Linked DNA regions of Homo sapiens: regions 2 and 3 are each linked to region 1. A link is an interaction called in ENCODE POLR2A ChIA-PET data of the cell type or tissue named here. Cell type or tissue: OCI-LY7. All regions are shown on one strand. Links, peaks and the distances in the headings refer to the core of each region. The heading gives the core; the rest is flanking DNA.

The links. ChIA-PET counts read pairs that join two places held together with the same protein. Peaks named below come from ENCODE experiments on the same cell type or tissue, not always from the same donor. Only the 100,000 strongest peaks of a DNase experiment are listed, where the experiment ranks them.
Region 2: POLR2A ChIA-PET joins it to region 1 with 5 read pairs; 2 of 35 experiments call an interaction of 5 or more read pairs at or near these places.
Region 3: POLR2A ChIA-PET joins it to region 1 with 18 read pairs; 1 of 35 experiments calls an interaction of 5 or more read pairs at or near these places.

What each region holds. Positions count from the first base shown.
Region 1 is chr10:14,745,767-14,755,965 of GRCh38, reverse strand. All of the region lies in intron 1 of FAM107B (family with sequence similarity 107 member B), which reads left to right. Among named protein-coding and RNA genes, the nearest start is that of FAM107B, 24 kb to the left of the region's middle. RefSeq lists an enhancer at 3,584-4,501. In OCI-LY7, for the core only: no CTCF peak of the experiment used is centred there; DNase peaks (open chromatin) are centred at 4,185, 4,875 and 6,615; H3K4me3 peaks cover 2,585 bases; H3K27ac peaks cover 3,769 bases.
Region 2 is chr10:15,009,815-15,020,013 of GRCh38, reverse strand. It overlaps ACBD7-DCLRE1CP1 (ACBD7-DCLRE1CP1 readthrough), which reads left to right. Exons shown (of 8, transcript NR_144471.1): 5 at 1,862-1,963; 6 at 2,723-2,787; 7 at 2,970-3,110; 8 at 4,543-4,942. It also overlaps the pseudogene DCLRE1CP1. Among named protein-coding and RNA genes, the nearest start is that of OLAH, 29 kb to the left of the region's middle. RefSeq lists an enhancer at 6,046-6,105. In OCI-LY7, for the core only: no CTCF peak of the experiment used is centred there; no DNase peak of the experiment used is centred there.
Region 3 is chr10:13,202,392-13,212,590 of GRCh38, reverse strand. MCM10 (minichromosome maintenance 10 replication initiation factor) reads right to left here. Exons shown (of 20, transcript NM_018518.5): 18 at 8,227-8,372; 19 at 3,458-3,500; 20 at 1,481-3,364. The coding sequence ends at 3,281. Among named protein-coding and RNA genes, the nearest start is that of UCMA, 27 kb to the left of the region's middle. In OCI-LY7, for the core only: a CTCF peak has its summit at 5,867 (motif pointing left); a DNase peak (open chromatin) is centred at 5,850.

The DNA.
Region 1 (10,199 bases), core at 2,767-7,766:
GTATATTTATTGGGTTTTGGAGTCAGAAAAGCCTGAGCTTTAGTCCCCCACCAACGTGCTCAATGGATATTGAGCTCATCTCTTAAACTTTCAGAGTAAAATTTACTCTTCTGAAAATTTGGGGATGGGGTGTAGATAAGAAGTTTCTAAGGCAATGATGTCACATTTGTCTCTAAAATTTGGAGCCTTTCATGATAATTCAGTGTCCTGAGTTCTTTCCTCATCATCTTAAAGATATAAACACCTTGTGATTATGGATTTTGTGCTGAGTTTCGTTTCGGTGAGTGAAAAGGTGTTCTCTGGAGAAGGATGGATGAAAAAGGAATCAATGGTGAGATTTCTAGAGAGAATAGTTACAAGGGAATTGATTGACAGGATTAAATTGAGGATGATGGTGTGTAGCATGGTGTCTACAGAGCCTTTGCCTGGGGAATCTTACTTTCTTTTCTTTTTTCTTTTTTTTTTTTTTGAGACAGAATCTCACACAACCTCTGCCTCCCAGGTTCAAGCAATTCTCCCATCTCAGCCTCCTGAGTAGCTGGGATTACAGGCACCCACCATCATGCCCAGCTAATTTTTGTATTTTTGTAGAGATGGGGTTTCACCATGTTGGCCAGGTTGGTCTTGAACTCCTGACCTCAGGTGGGGAATCTTACTTTTGATTCTATGGCTGGTAGTTCTACTCTCCTATACCCAACCCTGGCCTGCTACCTAATGGGACTTGTTCATGCTCAAAATAGATTTCTCCAGGACCCTTGAATTATTTTAAGTTTCATTTAGACCATGGTTGGTGTTAAATACTCCACAGAAGTGTCAAGTCATGAAACTACTATGTTTATGACTTGGCTCAACTGGTTGGTTTTTAAGTTTCTATTCATCTAAAATATGCTTTTCTCTGGCAATGAAAATATTGTCAGGTAAATTAAACTGCCATTAAAGCAGCTCTTGACTCAATTCCTGGCCCTGGTAAGCAGAGATGACCTCAGAAACGCAGTTAGGAATCAAATCCAAGCTTGGTGTTAAGAACTACTTTTCATTTTCCCCAGGTCTGTATTTTATCTTTGACTTGATAATTTTAAAAGGAAAGATGTTTGTGAATATTCAGGATGTAATGGATTGCAATAAGGAAAATAAAATTATCCGTATGGTTGCAGAAACACAGCAGATGTGCTGTACCTATCAAGGTGCATCTGCATCTTACAGGCACAAATCACAGCTCAAACGACTAAGAAAAGTACAGCTTCTGTTACTGAAAAGGCCAGAGTCAGGGCAGGCATCACAGTGGCTTGATGCAGTGGCTCAAAGATGGCACCGAAGACCAGCTCCTTCCACGTGGCCTCTGCTTTTCACGATGTCAGCTCCCTTTAGAAGCTGACTCCCCTCTTGCTGGCCACATGGCTGCCAGTAGTTCTGAGGGTTTTAGATCATCACATCCTCGTTCAGCTGGAAGAGAGAGATGAGCAGGGAGAGGGCACATTCCTTTTCCAACCATAGAAAAACTCATGGACTTTCTTCTGTTGTCCTCGTGTTTAAGGGATAAGACCACTCTGCTTGGATTAGTCAAGTCAGGTCTCACCTCTGGAGCTGGGAGTGACGAAGTCTTTCCCATAGCACATTGCCATTCAGCAGGACAGGGGCACCGTGGACTCAGAAGAGGCTCCACGACCCCTGCAGATGCATTTCACAAATTATTTGGATTCATTTTCCCTTTAAGAATTTTCACTGGTGGCCGGGCAAGGTGGCTCACGCCTGTAATCCTAGCAATTTGGGAGGCTGACACGGGTGGATCACCTGAGGTCAGGAGTTTGAGACCAGTCTGGCCAACATGGCAAAACCCTGTCCCTACCAAAAATACAAAAATTAGCCAGGCATGGTGGCACATGCCTGTAATCCCAGCTGCTAGGGAGGATGAGTGGGGAGAATCGCTTGAACCCAGGAGGCAGGAGTTGCAGTGAGCTGAGATGGTGCCACTGCACTCCAGCCTGGGTGACAGCAAGACTTTGTCTCAAAAAAAAAAAAAAAAGAAAAAAAAGACTTTTCATCTATGATATAAAAAATTGGTTAGTTGGATTCAAGATTTTTTTTTTAGCCATAGTATTTGTTATATTTTATATAGGTGGGGGGAAGATGTTGAAATTTGGGGAAACAAATCATAAAATACTTTCTCTGGTTACTAAAATGGAAATGTTAAGCATATTTTCTTCTCTTCTTTGAGAAACAGTAAAATTTATCATTCTCATGGAAGAACAGATGTGAAGTAAAAAATTGAAGTAAACAAAAGTCAGTCATGGAAACATTTACCCTTAACTTTTTATTTCATTCCTTTCCCCTTATTTCCTTCCCAACCATCTACACACAACAAACATAATGGATCTGAGGAAAACTGAAAAAGATGAGCTCGATTTCACTTTGGGAGTTAACTAAGCACCAGATAATTACACTGGTGCTCTCTGGTAAAATCTAGAAGTTCTTCCTGTATATTGTGAATTTCACTTGAGCATCAGCAAGTTTGAGGAAGACCTCCCATGATGAAGGTGTTGGGATAGAGAGGGAGAGCTTGGTTTTTAATCTAATCTTCACGGCTTTGATGTAACGGGGTTTTAAGCTCCCATCCATCACTCCTTGTCACCATTGCTATCCTGGTTAGGAGCCAGTGGCAGAGCTTGGGTTGTTGGGAAAAGGGTGATCATAAAAACTTTTTATGTGTGTATTGATATGTATGTGTGTTTCTGAGTGTATACCTTTGTGTGCAGTGTGAACATGCGTGTGTGCTCTGCCTGTGTTTCTGTGTGTTGTGTTTGTGTCTGTGTGTGTCTACACACTGACAACTACGATCACTCTTTTTACCATCTTTTTGGTAATGCCATAAATAGCTTTTGAGCTAGAAACTTTAGAGGGTCAGCTTTGTACTTTGGGAACACTGATACTTTATTAAAATTATACTTAGTGGATAAAATTACTCAGTCTTGGCATTTCTCTTATACAATGTGCTATTTGAATGGCTAAGCTTTTATGAGTCATTTTTTTTTTTTTTGAGACAGGGTCTTGCTCTGTTGCCCAAGCTGGAGTACAGTGGTGTGATCACAGCTCACTGTAGCCTCAACCTCCTTGGCTAAAGCAGTCCTCTGGCCTCAGCCTCCAAAGTAGCTGGGACCACAGGCATGTGCCACCACACCCGGCTAATTTTTGTATTTTTTGTAGAGATGGGGTCTCGCCACATTGCCCAGGCTGGTCTTGAACTCCTGTGGCTCAGCAAGCCACCTGGCTCCATCTCCCAAACTGCTGGGATTACAGGTGTGAACCACCAAACCTGGCCAGCTTTTATGAGTCTGATGCATTCATCTTATAGTCGCCAACAGATTCTTTCCCACACAGAGGTCCCACATACACGATGCGATTAAACTCCACAGCGTGGTTCACTTACATCAGGATTGACAGTTTGCGTCCTATACTAAAACTCTTCTTATTCACAACCGAGGTTTACTAGAACCTATATGTCTTTGTATCTGGACTACCTCCCAGAAAAGAAGCAAAACACTCGTCTGAATGTTTTGCTGGTAGAATGGGATAGGGAAACCTCTCAGGGTACAGGATCGAGAAACTGCAAAGCTGGATGCCTTCCAGGCACTCTGTCCTTCCTCCCTGGAGGGAGGCTCAGAGATGATCACACTGCAAAGAGGTGAGTGAGGGGCAAAAGGGGAGAAGCCCTCAAGTCAGGGAGATTGGTTGAGTCCCTTTTTCCAGGCTTCACTTTCCAGGCTGAGCACAAACAGGAAGGATGGATTGCCTGTCTCTCTGGCCACAGCCCATGGCTTAGGCTCCCTGCGGGAGTCTGCTGCCTCAGCAGATGGGATATTGGGAAACCAACAGGCTGGGAGTGACATCAGTCTGAAATGGAAAAAAATCCTCCTTGGCCCAGTAAATATCACAATAGGGAAACCAGTGGGTATTTCAAAAACACCAGAAACCCAGAGCAAGGGAGGTGCCATGGATTAAACCTATTTTCTGATTCCCTTCATTCATTTTGCAAACTTCTCACCTTCCCAGCCATTTGGGAAACTCACTGGTCTTGTTCCCAGCCCTTTACCTCCTTTGGAGGCGGAAGTGGAAGCCCAGGCCTGGGCTTCAGTCTCGGTGCGTTACAACCTTCTCTCAGCAGCCTGGCACTTCCTCAAGCTCTTGGCCCTGCAGCTCTTGCGGAACACAGAGTCAACTCTAGAAGCAGCTGTGTAGGGTCGATAGATCTCTGGGGATCCCAGGACTCCTCACAGTTTTTTCAAATAATTTCCTTATAAGGAGGCCGGGAGTAGTGGCTCACGGCTGTAATTTCCATCACTTTGGGAAGCTGAGTTGGAGGATCGCTTTAGCCCAGGAGGTAAAGGCTGTAATGAGCTCTGATCACATCACTGCACTCCAGCCTGGGTGACAGAGCTGGACCCTGTCTCTAAGAAAAAAAAGAAAAAAATCCCATATAAGTTCACTCTATTCAACTTGTCTTCCCTGGGAGCTCTGCCCAGTGCTTCGAACAGCCTAGGTTTTCAGACTCCCCTTCTCAGTGGTGGTTTCCCAGCTGGACTGTTCTGCTCACAAAAGCAAGCACAGGCCATGCTGTATGGTCCAAGCACACTTAGCTCCTGGCAGGACAAGGGCTGTGTATGAGAAATTGTACAAACATCAAACATTTTCCCAAAACGTCCTCTCGTTTTAATAATGAAGAGTTGCATTGGAAACCCATGTGTGCATCCTCCTTGGGGAGGCTGGGGTGGGGTCTTTGTGTCTGGATTCCGCCGCTCCCCTGGGACCCTAATGAGGAAGGGAGGCAGCAGATGTGCAGAGCCCATCTGCCCAGCTGGGGCCCATGTGCTTCCTCCTCATTACCTAGCGGATGTCAACAGCACATGGGGCCAGGCCCCTCCCAGATGTGCCACCATGGAAACCATGCCTTGGGCAGGTCTGCTCCTGATTGCTGAACTGGAACAAGAGTGAAAAAGCTGGAGGCCAAGCTCCCCCATCGTGCCCACCCCTGATTCCTCATGGTACCCTGAGGGGTGTCCAGCATCTGCCCATGCACCCCACAGCCTTCAGGTCCCCACTCTGTCCCATCCCTCTCCAAGAAGCCACCCTTGGAGCCCCCTTCCCGTCTAGAAGCATGCACCACCCAGGTAATTTTTAAAATTTTTTTGTAGAGACAGCATCTCACTGTGTTACCCAAGCTGGTCTCAAACTCCTAGGCTCAAGCAATTCCCCCATCTCAGCCTCCCAGAGTGCCAGGGTTACAGGCATGAGCCACATATCCAACTGAGACTAGAACGGTGTTGCCTTTGATAGCTTTGCAGTGCTATTTTATTGTTTTTGAGACAGAGTCTCACTCTGTTGCCCAGGCTGGAGTGCAGTGGCGTGATCTCAGCTCACTGCAACCTCCCCCTCCCGGGTTCAAGCGATTCTCCCGCCTCAGGCTCCCGAGTAGCTGGGATTACAGGTGTGCACCATCCCGCCCAGCTAATTTTTGTATTTTTAATAGAGACAGGGTTTCACCATGTTGGCCAGGCTGGTCTTGAACTCCCGACCTCAAATGATCCACCCACCTTGCTCTCCCAAAGTGCTGGGATTACAGGCTTGAGCCACCATGCTCGGCTTGCAGTGCTTTAAAAAAATGCTTTTCTAGGGAGTTCTATGTTTATGTCTTTCCGTTACGATGTGGCTCCCCTGGTTTCCAAAGACACCCCATGCCCCAAGTCTTGGCTTTAGCCACAGGCAGTTGTCTCTGGGGATACCTTTAGAAGACGCTTGTGGGTGAGAGCAATTCTTCTTCCATAAGAAAGCCTTGAGGATGCTACCAATGGGTTTTCATCCTGGCTTTGCCTCCATATTGTTCTTCTGGCCCAGGGTGATTTTTTCCTGGTGCCCTCCTCGCTGGAGCTGTTCGCTTCCAACTTCCGGAGTTCCCAGGTGCCTTAGGCCCCACCCCCTCGCTCTTCAAGATGGCCTCTGAGGTGCCTCCTGCATGGCAGCCTTCCTGGCGTTCCCAGGTGGGATTAGACCTATCTTTCCTTCCCTGTTTCTGACCTTAGGTTTCATTCTCTCAAGAACTCTTTGTGGACGTGCTAGTGGCTCTCATGACCCCTCCATAACACATTTGTGTTGGCATAATGTGGTTTTGGAACTGTGCCTTTTCTCAAAAGACATGGTTGCTGGCAATTTTAGGGACTTCAGCGGGATGGTAGGGAGGATGGTGCCCCTGCTCCCTGGGATGGAAGAGGGCAATGGGGAGAGATGGTCCAGATAGAGGGATATGGAATAAGCAGCTCCTGGGCTGCTGGCTCGGTTCCCATCTCTGCGAAGGCCTCGCTGTGGCTGGGATGTGAACTTTGGTCATGACTTGGTTCTAGTAAGGCTGTTACATTATTCATTTGACCAGGGAGAAAGGGTGCTAGGGCCAGGGGAAATTATTATATAATGAAGTATGTGTTTTAGTAAATGGATGAACTCACATTCTAGCTTTGATATGCTGAGTAGATTTTAGCCAGGAAGAAGGAACAAGGCACTGCCAGATTGATTGAGAGGGGGAAGGGGAAGGAGGACCTCACTGGTGGGGCGGAGCTGACAGTGCATTAGGTCACACGGAGGGCACAGCCTTCCATCCGGCAGTCACCCCTCAGAGTCTCAATCAGGCCCTGGATCCTCAGACAAGCTGGCTTTTAAGAGTCTGGCAGATCACACAGTCTGGGTTTTTGTTTCTTCTAAGTGGCATTGTTTCCTGGCTTATAAACATAGCCTTTCCACCTTGGCAATTCATCCCTTCCGGAAAGGGTGGCTGGCACTAAGCTCCAGCCTCTCGCAGCCCTTGGATTGTCTCATCTGGTGCTGAACTCCGAGCACACCAGAGAACACAGAGGCTTGGGCTCTACGAGAAGCATTCTGGCTCTTTTTCTTATTTTAAAGGAAAGTTACTCTAGATCCCAAAGGTATAATCAGATCTATTCTTACACCCTGCTTTGAGGAAGAAGTGGGTAAAATCCAGGCCAGTGGGCGCTTAAGCAAGGAGGCCACATGGTCCCTCTGGGGGTTGCTCAGGCCTTGAGGGCCCTGGAATTTTACCTGGTTTTCGTTGTGCTACATCTTGGTGACAAGCTGTACCTTCAAAACCTCTCGGTATTAGTCAGGGTTTGTAGTTGCAAGCAATAGAAATGGAGTCACCAGGACACTGGAGAATTAGGCTCTGGGCTGACATCCAGGGACCACACCCCAGACTGCTGCAGACCCAGCCTGGTGACCGCTCTGCTGCAACTTTGACCTCAGAGGCTGCAGCCTGGTCCTCTGATTCTGCTGGCTGGCAACACCAGACCACTGTTGTCGGGCCAAGAATGCAAATTTGCTTAGTGGCCACTGTTTCCAGTTCTTCTACTTTAAGCTGCTAGCTTCCCATTCAGTCTTGGGGTGGGGACATACCTCAGATTGTAAGAAGTCAGGTCAGAGCTAATGCCACAGATACAGGAAAGATGGGACTAGTTAGCTACTGATATCATCAGCATCTAGATTGGGAGGTAGGCTCTGCTTCCTCCTGAAACTCAAAGCGAGGAATTCCATAGACATAGAAGGAAAGTTCAGATACTAGGTGGCCAAAAAGAATGACAGATGTCCACTACCCTCTATTAGAGCTGACCTTGACCCCCATGTGCTGCTTCCCAACTTGAGGACATTCACTCATTCTTTCAACGTACATTTATTGAGCACTTATTACAAGCCAGGCACTGTGATTACTTCTGAAAATATAGAGATAGAAGAAATGACTTTCTTCTTAAGTAGCCCACAATCTAGTTGCTAAAATAGACAAGTAAACAAAATTAGAATGGTACAGTAAGTGCTTTGATAGAAGTATGCACTGAGCCACCTCATCAGAGGAGGCAACACATAAATTGAATCTTGAAGGATAATTGGGAATTGCCAGGGCAAAGGAGGGTGAGTGTGTTTCAGGAAGAAGAACTTCACTGTAGCTGCATGTGGTTGCAAGGAACTTGGTGGGCTGGGGATGGAGGGACAGGCAGAGATGGATCATAAGAGCTTTGCATGGCTTGCTGAGGAGTTTGAATTTTATTCTGAAGATTATGAAGACTCTTTGGGGTACAGTGCACCCCCTCCACCAAGGGGCAGCCAGAGTGCTTCATTAATTGGGTCCCAGATCCTGTGCCTCCTGACTGGGTGAGACACCCCCAACAGGGGTTGCCAGATACCTTATACAGGAGTGTTCCTGCTGGCATTAGCTTGGTGCCTCTCTGAGACAGAGATCCCAGAGGAAGGAGCAGGCAGCCATCTTTGTGGTTCTGCAGCCTCCACTGGTGACACCTCCAGGTGTGGGAGGAACCCAGATGCATAGGATCTGGAGTGGACCCCCAGCAAACTGCAGCCACCCTATGGAAGAGGGGCCTGAATGGTAAAAGAAAAACAAACAGAAAGCAACAACAACAACAACAGCATCAACAAAAAAATCCTTACAAAACTCCATCCAAAAGCCAGCAGCCACACAGATTGAAGCTAGATAAACTCACAAAGATGAGAAAGAAGCAATAAAAAATACTGAAAACTCAAAAATGAGAGTGCCTCTTCTCCAAATGATCACAACACATCTCCAACAAGAGCACAGAACTGGGCAGAGGCTGAGATGTATGAATTGACAGAAGTTGGCTTCAGAAGGCGAGTAATAATGAACTTTGCTGAGCTAAAGGAGCATGTTCTAACCCAATGCAAAGAAGCTAAGAACCACGATAAAATATTACAGGAGCTGTTAACCAGAATAACCAGTTTAGAGAGGAACATAAATGACCTGATGGAGCTGAGAAACGCAACACAAGACCATCATAATGCAACCACAAGTATCAATAGCCAAATTGATCAAGTAGAGGAAAGAATTTCAGAGCTTAAAGGCTATCTTGCTGAAATAAGACAGGCAGACACTATCAGAGAAAAAAGAATGAAAAGGAATGAACAACACCTCCAAGAATGATGGGATTATGTAAAAAGACCAAACCTACGACTGACTGGGGTACTTGAAAGAGACGGGGAGAATAGAACCAAGTTGGAAAACATACTTCAGGATATCATCCAGAACTTCCCCAACCTGACAAGATAGATCAACATTCAAATTCAGGAAATTCAGAGAACCCCAGTAAGATACTCCATGAGAAGATCAACCCTAAGACACACAGTCATCAGATTCTCCAAGGTTGATATGAAAGAAAAAATGTTAAGGACAGCCAGAGAGAAAGGTCAGGTCACCTACAAAGGGAAGCCCATCAGACTGACAGTGGACCTCTCAGTAGAAACCCAACAAGTCAAAAGACATTGGGGGTCAATATTCAACATTCTTAAAGAAAAGAATTTCCAACCCAGAATTTTATATCTGGCCAAACTAAGCTTCATAAGCAAAGGAGAAATAAAATCCTTTTCAGACAAGCAAATGCTGAGGAAATACATCACCACCAGGCCTGCCTTGCAAGAGCTCCTGAAGGAAGCACTAAATATGGAAAGGAAAAAGCATTACTAGCCACTGCAAAAACTCACTGAAATACAAAGAACAGTGACACTATGAAGCAACTACTCAACAAGTCTGCAAAATAACCAGCTAGCATGATGATGACAGGGTCAAATCCACACATACAATATTAACCTTAATTGTAAATGGACTAAATGCCCCAATTAAAAGACACAGAATGGCAAGCTGGCTAAAGAGTCAAAACCCATTGGTGTGCTGATTCAAGAGACCTATCTCACATGCAAAGACACACATAGGCTCAAAATAAAGGGATGGAGGAAAATTTATCAAGCAAATGACAACCAGAAAAAAGCAGGGTTGCAATTCTAGTTTCTGGCAAAACAGACTTTAAACTAACAAAGATCAAAAAAGACAAAGAAAGGCATTCATAATGGTGGTAAAGGGATCAACTCAACAAGAAGAGCTATCATATATATATATACACTCAATACAGGAGCACCCAGATTCATAAAACAAGTTCTTAGTGACCTACAAAGAGACTTAGACTCCTACGCAATAATAATGGGACACTTTAACACCCCACTGTCAATATTAGGCAGATCATTGAGACAGAAAATTAACAAGGTTATTCAGAACCTGAACTCAGCTCTGGATTAAGTGGACTTGATATATATCTACAGAACTCTCCACTCAAAAAGAAGAGAATATA
Region 2 (10,199 bases), core at 3,132-8,131, 260 kb before region 1:
GTAGTGCCCGCAGGTCTTGCCCTTGCCGAACAGTATGATGTGCAGTGTGTATCGGGACCAGGCCTCATCCAGGCTTTAATCTTTTTTTTTTTTTTTTTGAGACTGAGCCTCACTGTGTCGCCCAGGCTGGAGTGCAGTAGGGCGATCTTGGTTCACTGCAATCTCCACCTCCTGGGTTCAAGCGATTCTCTTGCCTCAGCCTCCTGAGTAGCTGGGATTACAGGTGCCCACCACCACGCCTGGCTAATTTTTGTATTTTTAGTAGACACAGGGTTTCACCATGTTGGCCAGACTGGTCTCTAACTCCTGACCTCAAGGGGTTCACTCACCTCAGCCTCCCAAAGTGCTGGAATTACAGGCGTGAGCCACCGCACCTGGCTAAGGCTTTAAAAATTGTTAAATAGTGGCCGGGCTTGGTGGCTCTCACCTGTAATCCCAGCACTTTGGGAGGCCGAGGCAGACGTATCACTTGAGGTCAAGAGTTCAAGACTAGCCTGGCGAACATGGTGAAACCCCATCTCTACTAAAAATACAAAAAATTAGCCAGGCGTGATGGCAGGCGCCTGTAATCCCAGCTGGGGAGGCTGGGGCAGGAGAATTGCTTGAACCCAGGAGGCAGAGGTTGCAGTGAGCCAAGATCACGCCATTGCACTCCAGCCTGGGCGACAGAGTGAGACTCCGTCTCAAAAAAAAAAAAAAAAGTAAATAGCTTTATTGACATAGAAATCAAGTCACACACTTGTGTATCCATCACCACAATCAATTTCAGAATATTTTCAGCACCCCAAGGGAAGAAGCCTTTAGCGATCGCAATGCCTCCCTATTCTCTCCTTCCCCAACCCCCGGCAACCACTACTGTATTGGACTCTCTGTCTCCATGGGTTCACCTATTCCGGATATTTCCTATGAGTGGAATCATACAACATGTGCTCATTTCATATCCGGCTTCTTTCACTGAGGATGTTTTCAAGGATCATCCATGTTGCAGCACGTGTCACTTCTTTTTATGGCCAAATAATATTTCATTGTATGGCTAGACCACATTTTCCTGATTCGTGCATCAGTTGATAGACATTTGAACTGGTTCCACCTTTTGGCTAGTATGAAGAATGCCGCTGTGCCAGCTGGGCGTGGCAGTGCCCGCCTGTAGTCCCAGCTATTTGGGAGGCTGAGGTAGGAGAATGGCTTGAACCCAGGAATCTTGATCGCACCACTGCACTCCAGAGTAGGCGACAGAGCCAGACTCCGTCTCCCAAAAAAAAAAAAAAAAGAATGCTGCTGTGAACAGTCAGGCACACATTTTTTGTGGCCATCGGTTTTCACTTATCTTGGTGGCACACTCCTGTAGTCCCAGCTACTGGGGAGGCTGAGGCAGAGAATTGCTTGATCCCAGGTGGCGGAGGTTACAGTGAGCCAAGATTGCACCACCGCATTCCAGCCTGGGGGACAGAGCAAGACTCTTGTCTCAAAATAAAAATAAATAAATAAATAAATAAATAAATAAATAAATAAATAAATGGAAGTCTTCAGCAGCTGTTTCCCCAGCGACCTTGTATTTTATCATCACTTGTATTTCTCTCTCCATGAGCAAGAATGATCTCAACATATAATTGAAAGTGCTAACATATCACAAGGAACATCTATTAGAAATTGGGTAGCATCTCCATTCTGTTATTTTCTACCCGAGGGAAGAGGTAACAGCTGAGTGCCTGGTGTGGTTCAAATTACTGTGGGATTCCATTACCATTGTATTTTAATGGATATATTTGCAGGAAGCATTTACTATGCAGCTCACATGTATTTGCTTTATTTGGGATTTTATATGAGACTCAGAAGTCACTGGGATATATTTCTTTTTCAGGTTTTTATTTCAGGGCAATAATGGAACTATCTTGTACACAGGGGACTTCAGATTGGTGCAAGGAGAAGCTGCTAGAATGGAGCTTTTGCACTCCGGGGGCAGGTACTGGGCCTCGTATAGGTGGTTTTTTGTTTGTTTGTTTGTTTTGTGAAACGGAGTGTTGCTCTGTCGCCCAGGCTGGAGGGCAGTGATGTAATCTTGGCTCACTGCAACCTCTGCCTCCAGAGTTCAAGTGATTCTCCTGCCTCAGCCTCCCAAGTAGCTGGGATAACAGGTGTGTGCCACCACACTCAACTAATTTTGTATTTTTAGTAGAGATGGGGTTTTGCCATGTTGGCCAGGCTGGTCTTGAACTCCTGACCTCAGGTGATCTGCCAGCCCTGGCCTCTCAAATTGCTGAGATTACAGGCATGAGCCACTGTGCCTGGCCCCTTGTACAGTTCTTATGTGTATGACTGAATAAAGTATTATTGTTCTGGCCATAAACAGAACAATATTGTTCTGGCCATAAACAGGTGTGGTGGCTCATGCCAGTAATCCCAGCAGTTTGGGAGGCCGAGGTGGGTGGATCATTTGAGGCCAGGAGTTCGAGACCAGACTGGTCAACATGGTGAAACCCTGTCTCTACTAAAAAATACAAAAATTAGCAAGGAGTGGTGATGCACACCCGTGATCCCAGATACTTGGGAGGCTGAGGCAGGAGAATTGCTTGAACCCGGGAGATGGAGGAGGTGGCAGTGAGCAGACATTGCACTTCAGCCTGGGCAACAGAGCGAAACTCCATCTCAAAAAACAAAAAAAGTTACACATAATTTATATCACATTGGATGGCTAACATCAATTTTTTTCTTCTTTTCAAAGACATCCAAAGTGTATATTTAGATACTATGTTGTGTGATCCAAGATTTTACCAAATTCCAAGTCAGGTAAGTCTGCCTGGAGGAAAAGGGTTATCATCTGGGTGTGCCCGTGTTTTTAGTAGGAAGTTTGTAGGGTGACAGGTCATATCCTAACTGTCCCCGTAGGTGTGAGTACCTGGGACTGTTGGGAAGGAAAAGGCTATGTGCGGCTCTCCACCTGTTAAATGTCTCTTTAAAATCCTGTCTAGGAGGAGTGTTTATGTGGAGTCTTAGAGCTGGTTCAAAGCTGGATCACTCAGAGCCTGTACCATGTTGTGTGGCTGAACTGCAAAGCGGCTTATGGCTATGAATATTTGTTCACCAACCTTAGTGAAGAATTAGGAGTCCAGGTATGGTGACTGTTCATTCTTTTTTTTTTTTTTTTTTTTTCTTTTTTTGAGAGGGAGTCTTGCTATGTCACCCAGGCTGGAGTGCAGTGATGCGATCTCGGCTCACTGCAGCCTCCACCTCCCGGGTTCAAGCAATTCTCCTGCCTCAGCCTCCTGAGTAGCTGGGATTACAGGTGTGAGCCACCATGCCCGGCTAATTTTTGTATTTTTATTAGAGACAAGGTTTCACCATGTTGGCCAGGCTAATCTTGAACTCCTGACCTCAAGCTATCTGCCTGCCTCGGCCTCCCAAAGTGCTGGGATTATAGGCGTGAGCCAGTGCTCCCAGCATATTCATTCTTTTCTCTTGCTCCCTTCCATCCTCCCAGCTCACCTTTCCTCCCCCTCCTTGCCTGCTAAATAACTGCAAACAGGGACAGATGGAAGCACCCTATCAAGACGTGTCTGCAGCAGAGGTTCGCGGGCCCTCTGAAGGAATATATCATCTTAGTTCAGTCACATCCTCCTGGGAGAAAATTGACAGAAGCCCAAATGGCTTACAAGAGCCTTCAGTGAAATGCCCCATAGACAAAGTATTTTTCCCAAACTTTGGGTCATGAAATAAATTTAGCGATTGTGACCAGCATTGAAAATAAATTTGAACAAGGAGATATGGGAGTGGATTTTTTGCAGTACATGCTCCTCTGTTGCATGTCATGTATATGCCTTAAAGATGATTCTTGATTTTTTATTTTATTTTATTTTATTTTTGAGACTGTCTTGCTCTGTCACCCAGGCTGGAGTGCAGCAGTGGCATGGTCTCGGTTCACTGCAACCTCCGCCTCCTGGGTTCAAGTGATTCTCTTGCCTCAGCCTCTGAAGTAGCTCAGATTACAGGCCTGAGCCACCACACCTGGCTAATTTTTGTATTTTTAGTAGAGATGGGGCTTCAGCATGTTTGTCAGGCTGGTCTCGAACTCCTGACCTCAAGTGATCCACTGGCCTCCGCCTCCCAAAGTGCTGGAATTACAGGCATGAGCCATGGCGCCTGGCCGAGGGTAGATGATTCTTGATTGTTTTTGTCTGTGTGGATTACTGCTTTATTCCTCGCATTTAGAATAAAGCTCGACACACAGTAGGTGTACAAGAACATTAATTGAATTTCCCTTGAAGGACTGAAGGACAATATTAACATCATTAAATGACATCCCTGAGCCGAGTCTCTGTAATTTTTCGCTTCCGTCAGTGATGGCAGCGATCCTGACCAGTCAGCCTTGTGCCTGTTGACATGCTGGCAGGATACCAGAGTGCACTGAAATAGCCAAAAACTGCTTTTCAAGAAAGAAGAGAGGGTGAATTCACTAACTGGGTGTTTTGCCCTGAGTAATTAACCTTGAACAATTTATAGGAAATACAGTTCAAATAATTTGCCCGTACATATTATTTTCCTTAGATTCATGTCAATAAGCTAGACATGTTTAGGAACATGCCTGAGATCCTTCATCATCTCACAACAGACCGCAACACTCAGATCCATGCATGGTGGCACCCCAAGGTACATGTGTGAGTGGCTCGAGACCTCCAAAAGTTTCCCACCAGAGACCTAGGCTGCGTGTTGCTCTGGTAGGTTGATGAGCTTTGGCTGGGACACCCCACGGCAGTCGGGTGCACCAAGGGAACGGATTGCCCTACGCCCACACCTGGAGGACTGTGGGTATAAGGTGTCCAAGAAAAAAGCTCAGATCTGCTGACAGCAGGTATGTTCCTTGGGATATACTATCTGACAGGGGGAATGCAGCCTCGTATCAGAAACAAAGCAGGTCATTTGCCATCTAGCAGAGCCTAAGAGCAGAAGGCAGGTGAGAGAATTCTTAGGAGCTGTGAGGTTTTGTAGACTGTGGATCCCAAACTTTGCAGTATTAGCTAAGCCTTTGTTTGAGGTCACAAAGGAGGCGGGGACCGGGAACCTTTTGAATGGGGATCCCAACAACAGCAAGTCTTTCACGAGTTAAAGGAGAAACTTATGTCAGCCCCAGCCCTGGGGCTACCTGATCTGACAAAGCCTTTTACATCGTATGTGTCAGAGAGAGAAAAGATGGCAGCCGGACTTTGAACCCAAACTGTGGGGCCCTGGCCGAGGCTGGTGGCCTACGTCTCTAAACAAGTAGACGGGGTCTCTAAAGGATGGCCCCCATGTTTGAGGGCCTTGGCAGCAACTGCCCTGCTAGTACAAGAAGCAAATAAGCTGACTCTTGGGTAGAACCTGAACAGAAAAGGCCCCCCATGCTGTGGTGACTTTAATGAATACTAAAGGACATGATTGGCTAACGAATGCGAGACTCACCAAGTACCAAAGTGAAAATCCCCATATAACCATTGAAGTTTGTAACATCCTACACCCTGCAACCTTGCTCCCACTATCAGAGAGCCCTGTCAAGCATGATTGTGTAGAAATGTTGGACTCGGTTGACTCTAGCAGACCTGACCTCCGGGTCCAGCCTTGGGCATCAGTAGACTGGGAACTATAGGTGGACGGGAGCAGCTTCATCATCCCGCAAGGAGAGAGAGGTGCAGGGTATGCAGTGGTAACCCTGGACACTGTTGTTGAAGCCAGATCGATGCCCCAGGCCACTTCACCCAGAAAGCTGAACTCATTGCTTTCATTCAGGCCTTAGAACTCAGTGAGGGTGAGACTGTCAACATTTACACTGATTCTCGGTATGTCTTTTTAACCCTTCAAGTGCATGGAGCGTGATAGAAGGAAAAGGGCCTATTGAACTCTGGGGGAAAAGGCAGAAAATAACAACCAGAAATCTTGCATTTATTAGAAGCAGTATGGAAACCCCACAAGGTGGCAGTTATGCATTGCAGAGGACACCAGCGAGCTTCCACCTTGGTGGGCTTGGGGAATTCCCGCGCTGACTCAGAGGCTGCAAAAGCAGCATCTGTCCCCTTCCGGGCATCAGTCATAGCCCCTCTGCTCCCTCAAGCACCTGATCTTGGACCTGCTTATTCTAAAGAATAAAAGGACTTTCTCCAGGTAGAGGGAAGGACAAGTGATGGAGGAAGGATGGAGTCAGTTACCAGATGGGAGCGTAGCTGTGCCACAGCTGTGAGGAACTGCAGTTGTACTGGCACCCATCTATGTCAGGAGTCACTTGAAAAGTTGTTAGGCTGGTATTTCTACATCTCACATTTGTCAGCTCTTGCCAAAACGGTGAGGCAGTGGTGTGTCACCTGCCTACAGCCTAATGCGAGGCAAGGTCCAGCCGTTCAGCCCAGTGTACAAGCTTATGGAGCAGTCCCCTTTGAAGATCTCCAGGTAGACTTCACAGAGATGCCAAAGTGTGGAGGTAACAAGTATTTACTTGTTCTTGGGCGTACCTACTCTGGGTGGGTGGAGGCTTATCCAACACGAACTGGGAAACCTCGTGAAGAAACCCGTGTGCTTCTTCGAGGTCTGATTCCTAGATTGGGACTGCCCTTCCGGATCGGCTCAGATAACGGGCCTGCATTTGTAGCTGACTTGCTACAGAAGACAGCAAAGGTATTGGGGATCACACGGAAACTGCATGCCGCCTCCCAGCCTCAGAGTTCTGGAAAGGTGGAGCGGATGAATTGGACTATCAAAAATAGTACTATTGTCTTCCCCTCTGGATATGTAAAACACCACCACGAGGGGCGTCAAACCACCTGCTAAATTTGAGGGAATGTTATCCTCTTCCCCGCTCCCCCGGCCCCAGATATTAGAGACAATAACACACGGGTAATGTACAACCACTGCTTTATTGGGAGTAATATCATCTCCTCCCTTCTTGGATATTAGGAACAATATCACACTGTGCGTGTACGCCTGTCGCGAAATTCAATGGAATGTCATCCTGTGCTTCCCTGGATATGATGAACAGTAAGTATCACGGGGGATGTACAACTTCTGAGATATTGGGAGTGACCTCATCCTCTCCCATCTGGAACTTAGGGACAGTATCACAAGGGTAGTGTACACCCTCTGTGACATTAGGATGAATATCATCCTCCCGCCCACTGGATATTAAAAACCGTATCACAAGGGGCGTGCACACACACTTCGATATTGGTATGAATACCATCCTCTCCCTCTTTGGATATTCAGTGCAGTATTTCAGGTGGGGAATACACTACCTACAATATTGGAAGTAATATGATTTTCTCCCACCCAGGATATTGGAAAGAATATCACGGGGGGTGTGAACAACCCCTGCGATATTTGGAGTTATATCATCGTCTCCCCTCAAGAATATTAAGAACAATATCTTAGGGGTGGGGGTTGTACACTCCTTTTCATATTCGATATCATCCTCTTCCCCCTTGGATATTAGGAACAATATCAGGAAGGGATGTACAGACCCTGCGACCTTTGCTGTCATATAATTGTCTCTCCCCTAGATATTAAGGAAAATGTCACGGGGGATGTGAACACCCCTGCGATATTCGGAGTAGTATCATCCTGTCCAACCTTGCGTATTGGGAACAACATCACAGGTGGGTTGTACTGCCTCTGCGATATTGGGAGTAAAATTTTCCTCTCTTCCCCTGGATACTAGGAAGGGTATCAGAGGGGGAGGGTACACATTCCCTGCGATATTCAATGTCACCTTATCCTCTCCCTCCCAGGGTATTCAGAACAATAGGACAGGAGGGGTGTACACACCCTGCGATATTGCGAGTCATATCATCCTCTTTCACTCTGGATGTTAGGAACAATCTCACAGGGTTGTGTACGCCCCCTGCGATATTGGGAGTAATATCATCCTCTCTCCCTGTGGATATTAGGAAGAGTATCACAGGGCTGTGTAAACGCCCTGCGGTACTGGGAGTAATATCATCCCCTCTTCCTCTGGAGATGAGGAAGATTTTCACAGGGGTGTGTACACCCCCTGCGATATTGGGAGGAACATCATCCTCTCCACCTGGGAAATGAGTAAGAAGGACACAGGGGCAGGGTGGACTCCTCCTGCGATATTGGCAGTAATGTCATCCTCCCCAAACCTGGATGTTAGCAACGAGATCACAGAGGGGGTGTACACACCCTGCGATATTGGAAGTAATATGATCCTCTCCCCAACTGGATATTGGGAAAGATATCACAGCACGGGTATACATTTCCTACACTGTTGGAAGTAATATCATTCATTTCCTTTCTGGATATGAGGAAGAATATCACAGGGGTGCTGTACAATTATTTCCATATTGGGAGTACTCTCATCCTCTATTTTCCTGGATATTGGGCCCAATAACACAAAAAGGTGTACAACCCCTGCAATATTGGGAGTAATAGCATACTCTCCTTCCCTGGATGTTAGAAAACAATATCATCAGGGCTGAACACCCCCTGCGATAATGGGAGTCATATTGACTCTTTCACAGGCCATTTGGAACAATATCACAGGGGTGATACACCCCTGTTTACAAACAGGGGTGGTTTACACCCCCTGGGATATTGGGAGTAACATCATTCTCTCCACTACAGATATTAAGAACAATATCCCTGTGGGAGGTGGTACACCCCCAGTGATATTGGGAATAATGTCATCCTCTCCTTCCCTGGATATTCGGAACAATATCACAAGGGGGTGTACACCTTCCGTGATATTGGAAGCAGTATCATCCTCTCCCTCACTGGATATTAGAAAAACATATCACTCATGGTGTACAGCCACTGTGATATTAGGAAGAATATTACAGGGTGTACACCCACTCTGACTTTAGGAGAAATAGCTCCCTCAAATGTCACAAATAATACCACAGGGTATACAGTGATATCTCCCTAGGATATTACAAATACTATCACAGGGTGTATACCCACTGTGATAACAGGAGTAATATGTCCCAAGGATACTACCAAGAATATCACAGGGCTGTAAACCCACTATGACATCAGGAGTGATATCTCCCTAGGATATTATGAGTAACATCACAGAATGTACACCTATGGTGTGCACCCATGGTGATATTAGGTGTAATATCAACCCAGGGCATAACCAATAAGACCACAGGGAGTACATACATGAGGTACACCCACAGTGATGTTATGAGAACTATCTCCCTAGGATAATACGAATAACATCGCAGAGTGGACACACATGGTATACACCCACTGTGGCACTAGGACTAATAACTTTCTAAGATATTACGAATAGCATCACAGAATAGAAACACATGGTGTACCCCCACTGTAACGCTAGGTGTAATTTCTCCCCAGGATATTACAAGTAACATCTCAGTGCGTGCACACATGGTGAACACCCGCTGTGACATTAAGTGTAATATCCCCCTAGGATATTACCAATAACATCACAGGGTGTCCACCCATGGTGTACACGCACTGTGATGTTAGGGATAATATCTCCCTGGGATATGATGAATAATACCACAGGGTGTAGAGAAACTGTGATATTAGAGGTAATATCTCTCTAGGAGATTATGAATAATATCACAGGGTGTACACCCACTGTGATACTGGGAGCAATATCTCTCTAGGATAGTACAAAGAATATCACAGAGTGTACACCCACTGTGATATTAGGAGAAATATCTCTCTGGGATAATATGAATTATATCACAGAGTGTACACTCATGGTGTACATCCACTTTGATATTAGGAGTAATATCTTCCTAGGACATTACAAATAACATCACGGAGTGTACACCCACTGTAATATTAGGAATCGTATCTCCCTAGGTGATTACAAATAATATCAAAGGGTATACACCCACTGTGATATTAGGAGTAATATCTTCCTAGGGTATTATGAATAATTTCACAGTCTGTACACACATGGTGTACACTCACTGTGATATTAGGAGTAATTTCTACCTAGTGGATAACAAATAACATTGCAGAGTGTATGCCCACTTTGATATTAGCTGTAATATTTTTCAAAGTTGTTACAAATAAGATCACAGGGTGTACAAACATGGTGTACACTCACTGTGATATCAGGAGTCATATCTCTGTAATATATTATGAATAATATCACAGGGTGTACACCCACTGAATTATTCAGAGTAATATCTCTGTAGGATATTACTATTAATATCACAGGGTGTACAGTCACTGTGATATTAGGA
Region 3 (10,199 bases), core at 1,466-6,465, 1.5 Mb after region 1:
AGGATTGCTTGAACCTGGGAGGCGGAGGTTGCAGTGAACCGAGATCACACCACTGCACTCCAGCCTGGGCAACAGAGTGAGACTCCGAAAAAACCAAAAACCTACCATAGAAGTCTTGGTCAAGCAACATTCCCACAGATTTGGTTCCAATTCTGTTTCAGATCTTATTTCCAAATTACTTAGCCAACTTACAGGTGTGCATTACCATGCCCAGCTAATTTTTGCATGTTTAGTAGAGACGGGGTTTCACCACGTTGGCCAGGCTGGTCTCCAGTTCCTGACCTCAGGTGATCCACCCGCCTTAGCCTCCCAAAGTGCTGGGATTACAGGCATGAGCCACCACGCCCAGCCAGATTTCACCCATCATTCTTGAAAGCTGTATTATTTCCAAATCTCTAGCCATGGGATCAGAGAAGTCTATTTTACACCTAATGGGTTGCTACTAGAGATATACTTACGCACATAGATTTGTGCTCCAGATTTTCTAAAATGTCATTAGGTATGATTTCACCTGCTACAAACATCAAGCTTTACTTCTGTCATCACCAGTTTCTACACAGAAACCCAATCCATGCGATCTCTTCCTGTCAAGTTTGTTATCCATCAGTCCGCCTGAAGCTTTGAATGTTGAAGTTCCCTTTGGGGAAAATTCCACACCCATTATTCAGAAGTTCCTCATTTGCTATTCAGGATGGTTGGTATCTAAAATACTTCAGATTTCCTTTTGATGTTTGGAAAGGGAAAATTTATTTTAACGAAACTCGAGACAAAGATGATTTTCTTTAGAAAGCCATTTATTTCCTCTAAACAGAAAAAGGCACAGTAAAAAGAAAAAAAAAATCTATTGTGAAGATTATTAACTTTAGATCAACCAGGTTCTCCTTGAAGGACACGGTTGTTTTTGTTTGCTAGTTCAGATCACTGTGTACTTACCTGTTCCAGTGGCCTGTGATTACACATTTAATCCCTACGCTACCAATGACAGGTTAAGAAAAATAAAACACATATGTTGGATTTGCATGAAAGCATTTCATAAAGGTTGATAAGGAAGGTAGGATTAGGCTGGGCACAGTGGCTCATGCCTGTAATCCCAGCACTTTGGGAGGCTGAGGCAGGTGGATCACTTGAGGCCAGGAGTTTGAGACCAGCCTGGGCAACATGGTGAAACCCCTTCTCTACTAAAAATACAAAAATTAGCCAGGCACGGTGGCGCCCACCTGTAATCCCAGCTGCTCGGGAGGCTGAAGTGGGAGGATTGCTTGAGCCCACGAGGTGGAGGTTGCAGTGAGCCAAGATTGCGCCACTGCACTCCAGCCTGGGTGACAGAGCAAGACTCTGTCTCAAAAAAATAAGTAAAATAAAATAACAAGTTTCCCTACCCCACCCCTACCGACCGCGTCTCATCCCCAAATATGCTAAGAAAGCACATGCACAGAGCACCTCAAAGCAAAGTCCCCCAAGATTGAGCAAAACTAAGAAGTGACAATTATGTTTTAAATTTATTTTAAAAGTTAAAATCAAATTGTAAAAAGGCATCCAGATACAGCTCACCCTCAGCCTTTACAAGCATATTATACAACTTATATAACAATATACACGTGAATACTGACTGCAATGATACCCTCTGTTCAAACAAGAACATTGTTTTTCCCATAAGAAAGGGATTGCTCAGACACCAACCTGGTGTTCAAGTTCTGTTGTGACCTATTTCATACACATAGCTGTTTTAAGTTAATGAGATAAATAAATCTACCCTAAATGAGCCATTAAAAACATCAGTTTCAAGTGCTTTCTGGTTCTTATTAATAAATACTTTATTCTTTTCTTTGTTAGAAAAAATTAAAAAGAAAAGCAACCTTCTATAAAGTAGAAGTATACTCCTAAAAGAATAGTTATTAGGACATAACCTTAGGAGGAACACAAGTTAGATACAGCACCTTCCACCCAATTAGAGCAGAATTTTATGAAATCTAAGGCATGTAAATTTTATTTCTAGCTTTTGAAAACCTAAATCAACCATCTCCCACAACAACCTCCCAAAAGTGTTATGTCCCTAACATAATAACATCTTAGGGGAAACCTAAATTACTTTTAGCTACAGCTCAAGCTTCAATACAATAATTCAACCAATTTACCCAATCTTTAGCTAGTATCAACATTCACTTAGGTCAAATGATATTTGGAAAACCAGGTTGCCCAGATGGAAGAATCTCCTGAATGAAACCTTTGCTGTGGTAATTTGCATAGGGGTTGACCTTTCATTTTTTTTTTTTTTTTGGAAACAGAGGTGGGTGGATTGCTAGTGCTCAGGAGTTTGAGACCAGCCTGAGCAACATGGCAAAACCCCATCTCTACAAAAAATGCAAAAATTAGCTGGGCTTGGTCACGCACGCCTGTAGTCCTAGCTATTTGGGAGACTGAGGTGGGAGGACTGCTTGAGCCCAGGGAAGCCAAGGCTGCAGTGTGCCGCGATCGCACTACTGCACTCCAGCCAGGGTGACATAGTGAGACCCTGTCATAAAAAATAAAAAAATTAAAAAAAAAATAATATGAGATTTTACATATTTCTATCACAGGGCTCCACAATAATGTAAGAGCAGACACCTTCTTTCTCTCTATATATATAAACTGAAATGCAAAGTGATTCAGTGGCTTGATCAATTTCAAAGAGTAAAACAGAGATAACAGAATTGAATGAAGAAATCTGGCTTTTAATGTCCGTACATCAAGACTATGTGATCATCATTATCTAGATGGGAAAGTTTTATTATTTGTAGAAATCCAGTGCTAAAAAATACATTTCAGGATCACTTAGTCCAATCTTCCTGATTTTACAGATGAGAAAACTGAAGCCCAGAAGTTAAGCTACTTACCTGGAGTGAGAATTAAGCCAAATTCTTTTGCCTCTGGGTGTTCGTATAAACACTAGAATTTTGTTATGATAAAGAAGTGAACACTCTATAACCAAAAGATACAGAAACATAGCTCTCTGTTTACCTTCCAATTTTTGGGCAAAAACTTCAGTGAATGAAGTAATGCAATCATCCACACTGAGCTTAGAAAAGACAATGATAACTTGGTTTTCCACTTAAATGTCAATGTTAAATGTGGTATCAAACCAACCCAATGGCAGAAAGTAAGCAGGCAAAGCTTATGGGCTTAACAAGCATTTGTTTTTGACGGCGTCAATCAGGAATCAATGGACAATACACAGCCAATCCTTTGCTTTCCAGAGTCACAGGAGGCCAGGAAGTCTGTGGGAAAATGTCTGAAGTTCGGGTTATTTAAGGCTGTTCAGAAATTTAGCATGTTCTTCTCCTCTTGGTAACAGAGTTTCTCCTCCTATCTTTGGACCAGTCTTTTCCTAGAAAAATGAAAATATTTTAATAGGAGATGGTTCCACATTATTAGCATGGGTCACTAAAAGGAGTCAAAAATTAGTACGCAAATGGCATACCTTTAGCATTCCGTCCCGTTCCCATTTGTAGAGGCCACAGTTACTGAAACAGAACAGATGGATTTACTCAGCAGGGTGGTGTAGGCCCACTCATGTAAAGACGACGGTGCTCACTGCACCTGGGGAGAGTAGGCCCCCATTCAAGGAGAAGCTGTTCAAGGTGACATTCGTATTGTATGCCAAATCTGAGGTTATGCTCAAATGCGACAAAAATAAACCTGCAATGACTTGGGAAGTGGTCTGTAGGTCCTTACAAAGCTAGAGGCTTCAGAGATGGAGCTTCAAATGATAATGATGGCACCACAGGGATCCACGCACTGCAGGTAATGAATGCACCCTTGGTTTTTACAAATGATGGTGGTTGGGATGAGACTCAGATTTAAGGAGCTGGCCCTCTGGTGCAGGATAATCTATGTTTGGCCCCTTCCTCCTCTTTTTTTTGGAGCAAAAAGGTTGAGCTAAGAAAGGAATAATCTTCTTTCTAGTCTGGATCATCCTTCTCCCTTTCTCTTTATAACCCAAAAGCCTTTACTCACTTTCTTTTCTTTTCCTTTTTTTTTTTTTTTTGGAGAGATGGGATTTTGCTATGTTGCCCACGCTGGCCTCAAACTCCTGGGCACAAGTGATCTGCCTGCCTCAGCCTCCCAAAGTGCTGGGATTACGGGCGTGAGCCACTGTGCCCAGCCTCTTTACTCTCTTTTTATTCAAAGGGCCCAGGGACTCTTGTTTTGTTTTTATTTTTTTTTAGAGACAGGGTTCACTCTGTGGCCCAGGCTGGAGTGCAGTAGTGCGATCACAGCTCACTGCAGCAGCCTTGATCTTCAGGGATCAAGTGATCCTCCTGCCTCAGCCTCTTGAGTAGCTGGGACCAAAGGTGTACACCACCATGCCCAGCTCATTTTTAAATTTCTGTAGAGATGGGGAGTCTCACTATGTTGCCCAGGCTGGTCTTGAACTCCTGGGCTCAAGTGTTCCATCTGCCTCAGCCTCCCAAACTGCTGGAATTACAGGCATGAGCCACCAAGTCCAGCCCTTCTTGCTCTAGTTTTTAAAATGGTGGGTGACTTCCACCCTGAGAAGGGATGTGAACACTATGGTGAAAACTTATTTCCTATGAAGTTTACTCTGGGAAAAAGAGAGAGAAAGAGAGAAGACATATAATAAAGCTAAGGAAGTATGTCTGCCTGCTTACTTGGATTTCAGAGGGTTGGGGTGGGGTGGGGATGCTCTGCCTGTCTCCCCTTCCCCTTACCTAGCTTAGAGTCTACTCGTTCTCATTAGTCTGTTCTCATGCTGCTAGTAAAGACATACCCAAGACTGGGTAATTTATAAAGGAAAGAAGTTTAATGGACTCAGTTCCACATGGCTGGGGAGGCCTCACAATCATGGTGGAAGACGAAGGAAGAGCAAAGGCATGTCTTACATGGCGGCAGGCAAGACAGTGTGTGCAGGGAACTCTCCTTTATAAAACCATCAGATCTCATGAGACTTATTTGTTTTCATGAGAACAGCCCGGGAAAGACCTGCCCCATGATTCAATTACCTCCCACTGAGTCCCTCTCTCAACTTGTGGGAATTATGGGAGCTACCATTCAAGATGAGATCTGGGTGGGGACACAGCCAAACCATATCACAATTTCTGCCCTGAAAGGTGGCACGCCAGTGGCCTTAGCCCTTACAACCTCCCAACCATCACCTTCCACCTCTAGAGACTGGTTCAGTATCAATGAAGAGAACTCTGGTAGCCTATATGTCGATCAATGATAAAATTGTGAGAAAAAAAAAATCACTATTCTAGTTAGGAGTCAGCAAACTACAACCCCAATCCAGCACATCACCAGTTTTTATAAATAAAGTTTTATTTGAACACAGCCGTGCCCAGTTGCCTGTGTATTATCTATGGTTGCTTTCAGGCTGCACCAGCAGAGCCGTGTGGTTGTGACAGATCATCTGGCCCACAAAGCCTAATATATTCACCACTGACATTTTACAGGCAATGTGTGCTGCCTTCTGTTCTAGATCAAGAACTAGCCAAGCATGGTGGCTCAGGCCTGCAATCCCAGCACTTTGGGCAGCTGAGCCCACTTGAGCCCAGGAGTTTGAAACCAGCCTGGACAACATAGTGAGACCTTGTCTCTATAAAAAAAAGTAAATTAAAAAAATTAGCTGGGTGTAGTGGTGCACACCTGTAGTCCCAGCTACTCAGGAGGCAGAAGCAGAAGGATCGCTTGAGCCCATGAGTTCAAGGCTGCAATGGGCTATGATCATGGCACTGCACTCCTGCCTGGATGACAGAGTGAGACCCTGTCTCAAAAAAAGAAGGAAAAAAAAAAAAGCAACTGACAAAAAGTCCAGAAAAAACATGGTTCTTACAATCACAGTGCCATCTGGAGGCTGAAAGGCATCATGCCCTTCCATTTGTGCCCTGTACTTAATAAACAGAATTTTTTTTAATTTTTCTAACGTTTTCCATAAGCTCTTGCTATAATGACATTTTTAGTCATCTAGTTTGGAAAAAAGTCAAGTATCAATATATAAATAACTACTTAAAAATTATAATCTAGATTGTGAAAAATTGGCAAGCCAGCTCCTGGTAAAGTGATGAACTAGCCCGGCTTCCTGGCTCCCTCCCTCAGATCTCTGGATCGACCCTGGAGAATCTGAAGTGAGAGTGAAGTATGAACTCCAGGAAGTGAACAACAAATGAAAATAAGCAAGCACACCAAAAGGCAGTGATACTATCCCAGTGAGAGCTCTTGACAAGAATAAGAACTCATTGTGGTGAAAGCACTGAGGGGCTGAGGCCAGGGGACCTGTGTGGGGAGGGTATAGGGTGCCCGTGGGCGAAATGTGATGGGTGCTGCCTTGGGCACTGTCATCAGTTAGGAAGCCGAGGAACATAGCGAGCACAGACGCATCCTACAAACACAGAGCCGAGTGAGAAACAAAATCAAATGAGACAGAATTCTGTACCACCTATGTGAAATAAAAACGGCTGCAGAGCAAGCAGTACACGTTCACAAGAAAATTAACAAGAGGATCACAGCAACCATTGGAGAATGGCAGAGGATGGTGCGAAGGGATAGGATGGAGGGAGAATGGGTAAGAAGAGCACGTGAATGAAACAGGGAGGGCACTGGATGGACCTGCGACGGCAACATGCTGCACCAGGGAGGGTTCCTTAACCCAGCTCCAGAGGTGCCATCGTCGTATTCTATGTGAAGGATGTTCCTTGACTGTCAAACACGGCAGCTCTGCCTCCGTATCTGATGTTGCCCCCAAAAGTAAAAAGAGAAACAAAAGACACTTACAACACACACAGTCAGCCTACCACACCTGTGGGTTCAAGCATCCCATCCGTGGGTCCAAAGTATTCGGAAAAACACTCATCATCAGAGTTATCATCTTATACCAGTAAGAATGGCTATTATTAAAAAGGCAAAAAATAACCAGATGCTGGCGTGGATGTGGTGAAAAGGGAATGCTCACACTGGTGGGAATGCAAATTAGCACAACCTCATATAGAAAACATATGAAGATTTCTCAAAGAACTAAAAATAAAACTACCATTCAATCCAGCAATCCCACTACTGGGTATCTACCCAAAGAACAAGAAATCAGTACACTGATTTCTGCACATGTATGTTTATCACAGTAATAGTCAAAATAGCAAAGACGTGGAATCAACCTAAATGCCCATCAAGAGATGACTGGATAAAGAAAATGTGGTACATAAACACAATGGAATACTGCTCAGCCATATCAAAGAATGAAGTCATGTCTTTTACAGCAACATGGATGGAACTGGAGGCCATTATCCTAAGTGAAAAAACTCAGAAACAGAAAGCCAAATACTGCATGTACCCACTTACAAATGGAAGCTAACATGTGTATGCAAGGACACAGAAGGCGGAATAATAGACACCGAAGGGTGGGAGGGGGCGAGGGAGGAGAAATTACTTAATGGGTACAATGTACATTATTTCAGGTGATGGCTACACTAAAAGCCCCGACTTTACTATTACACAAACTATCCAGGTAACAAAATTGCACTTGTGCCCCTTAAATTTATACAAATTAATATATATATATATATATATATATATATATATATATATATATATATATATACATACATACATACATACATGAGAAGCACAATAAAAAATACAATAAAAAACAATATAACAACTATTTGCAGCACTTACATTGTATTAGGTATTATAAGTAATCTAGAGATGATTTAAAGTATATGGAAGGATGTGTGCATGTTATATGCAAATATGACACTATTTTATATCAGAGACTTGAGCATCCACAGATTTTGGTATCCTGTGGGGAAGAGTGCTGTCCTGGGACCAATGCCCCTTGGATACTGAAGAACAGCAGAGTCCTCACAAGCTAAAGACATTTAAAATGATCAAATAACTCTTTGGAGAGAGGAAAAAAATATTATGTGCATCCTAGCCCCCAACAAACACACACATGTTTACCACCTCACCCTATGATTCTTCACTTATTTATTCAACAAACACTTCTGAGGACCCCTTATGGGCCAGGCACTATATTAGGTGTTGGGGACAGCAGTGAAAGGGCAGGGTCCCTTCCTTCCAGGGATTTCAGTTAACAGCTTGAGTCCCAAGGGTAGCCTGGAGCTATAGGAAGGCATGGAATGATCATCCAACGTTCCAAGGGAACAGAATCACAGACTCTGGAAAAAGAGATGAAAATCCCCACGTGGGACAAAGAGCTCCAGGTGATTCTCATACCTGCAGTGCTTGTTCGGGAGTCTGTCCAAGGAGATGCTTCTGTTTCCACAGGGACATTTGAAAAACCTCTTCACACCATCATGCCAGTGGTATTCATGCTGCTCACTGACGCAGGTCTCCAGCAGCTTGAAGTGGGTATAGGCGCACTGCACAGAGCAACAAAAAACCCACACCGCCGGTGAAGAGCCTTTGAGGACAAATGCTCAGCTGCAGTAAGGGCAATCTGCTCCATGACCACCTGGTCTCTCATCACTACCTGGGCCCTTGCTAGGGGACTGGGCCACCTTCGCCTCTTGCTACAGTGACCCGTGTGATTGCCCGACTCCCTCACACTGATACCACCGTTTCTCACGTTTGTCCCAATTTCTGATCAGGCACAAAGTACACAATAACTTTCTGTTATTGTGTAACACGTTCCATGATGACAACAGCAAGGGCAGGAGAGGAAACGTACTGTAAACCCCTAAATAGCTTCGGTCAGTCTGTGCTAGAGTCATTACGGCCCCTTGCTTATATAGGATGCTGAGGCTTGGGATCTATTTAGACTGATCAGCAGCTCTTTCATTCTCTTCTATGATCTATAAAAAGGATATAGGCTTATTCTTACTCCCTATTAGCAGCAAAGCCAAGACAGAGAGATTGAGGAATTCACTTTTAATTCCGATCCTCAGAAGGACCGAGGAGAATGAGAAGGGGTGGGTGAGTAGCAAAACATGTGCAGTAGAGAGCGATGTAACTTCCGGGAATTACACTGAGCTTGATCAATAACTCGACACTTGGACAACCTCAGAAAGTGCAGAGCAGAGTGGTGAGCCCAAGGCTGGCATGACGATGGCCCTCTAAAAAACGTGCACACCCTACTCCCCGAAACTGTGAGTGTGTGATGGTCCAGAGGGAAGGGGAATCGAGGCTGCAGGTGAAATTCAGGTTGCTAATGGATAGGGAGATTGTCCTAGATGATCTGGGTGGGCCCAATGGAATCACAAGGACCCTTAAACGTGGAAGAGGAGCTCAGGGCTGCAAGGTGAGAGCTCAACCTGCTGCCGCTGGCTGCATGGAGGAAGTGAGGGCAGGCAAGAATACTGTGACTCAGAAGCTGGGCCAGGAGATGATTCTCCCCTACTGCAGCCCCGTCTGCAGGAAACCTGGCCCTGGCTACACCCTGATTGTAGCCCTACAGACTTCTGACCTACATAAGAGATAATAAATGTACACTGTGAGGCCAGGCATGGTGGCTCATGCCTGTAATCCCAGCGCTTTGGGAGGCCAAGGCAGGCAGATCATCTGAAGTCAGGAGTTCCAGACCAGCATGTCCAACATAGTGAAACCCCATCTCTATTAAAAATACAAAAATTTGCCAGGCAGTGTGGTGCGTGCCTGTAATCCCAGCTACTCGGGAGGCTGAGACACGAGAATCGCTTGAACCAGGGAGGCAGAGGTTGCAGTGAGCCGAGACTGTGCCACTGCACTCCAACCTGGGCGACAGAGTGAGACTCTGTCTCCAAAAATAAATAAATAAATACATAATAAAATAACAATAAATGTGCATTGTGTTAGGCCACCTCATCTGTGATCATTGTTACGGTGGCAACAGGAGACAAACCCACTAAGTCCGCCTGCAGGTCCACCGCTGTGTCAGAGTAAGAGCTGTCATCTAGGGTGAAATGCAATGGTGGGTTTGTGTTTCCTGTCTTCCAAAGACACATAATCTTCCAAAGATTACGTTTAAAAGAATCATCTTTACTTATGCCCCAAGACAGAAACTTTCTCAAGGAAGCCCTACTTTTGGTGGTAGCTGATTTGGAGCTGACCCCCAAATGCATAGGAGAGCTAAAGTGTTAAAAGGAATAAGACAGAGAAAAGTGCACTTGGTAAGCTATGCCACTTCCACCTCTTCTGCATGTTTATTAAGTAGGCTGATTTGCCACACAGGGATAGTGGGAACAAATGGTAATGGAAGGAACAGTGTTCAG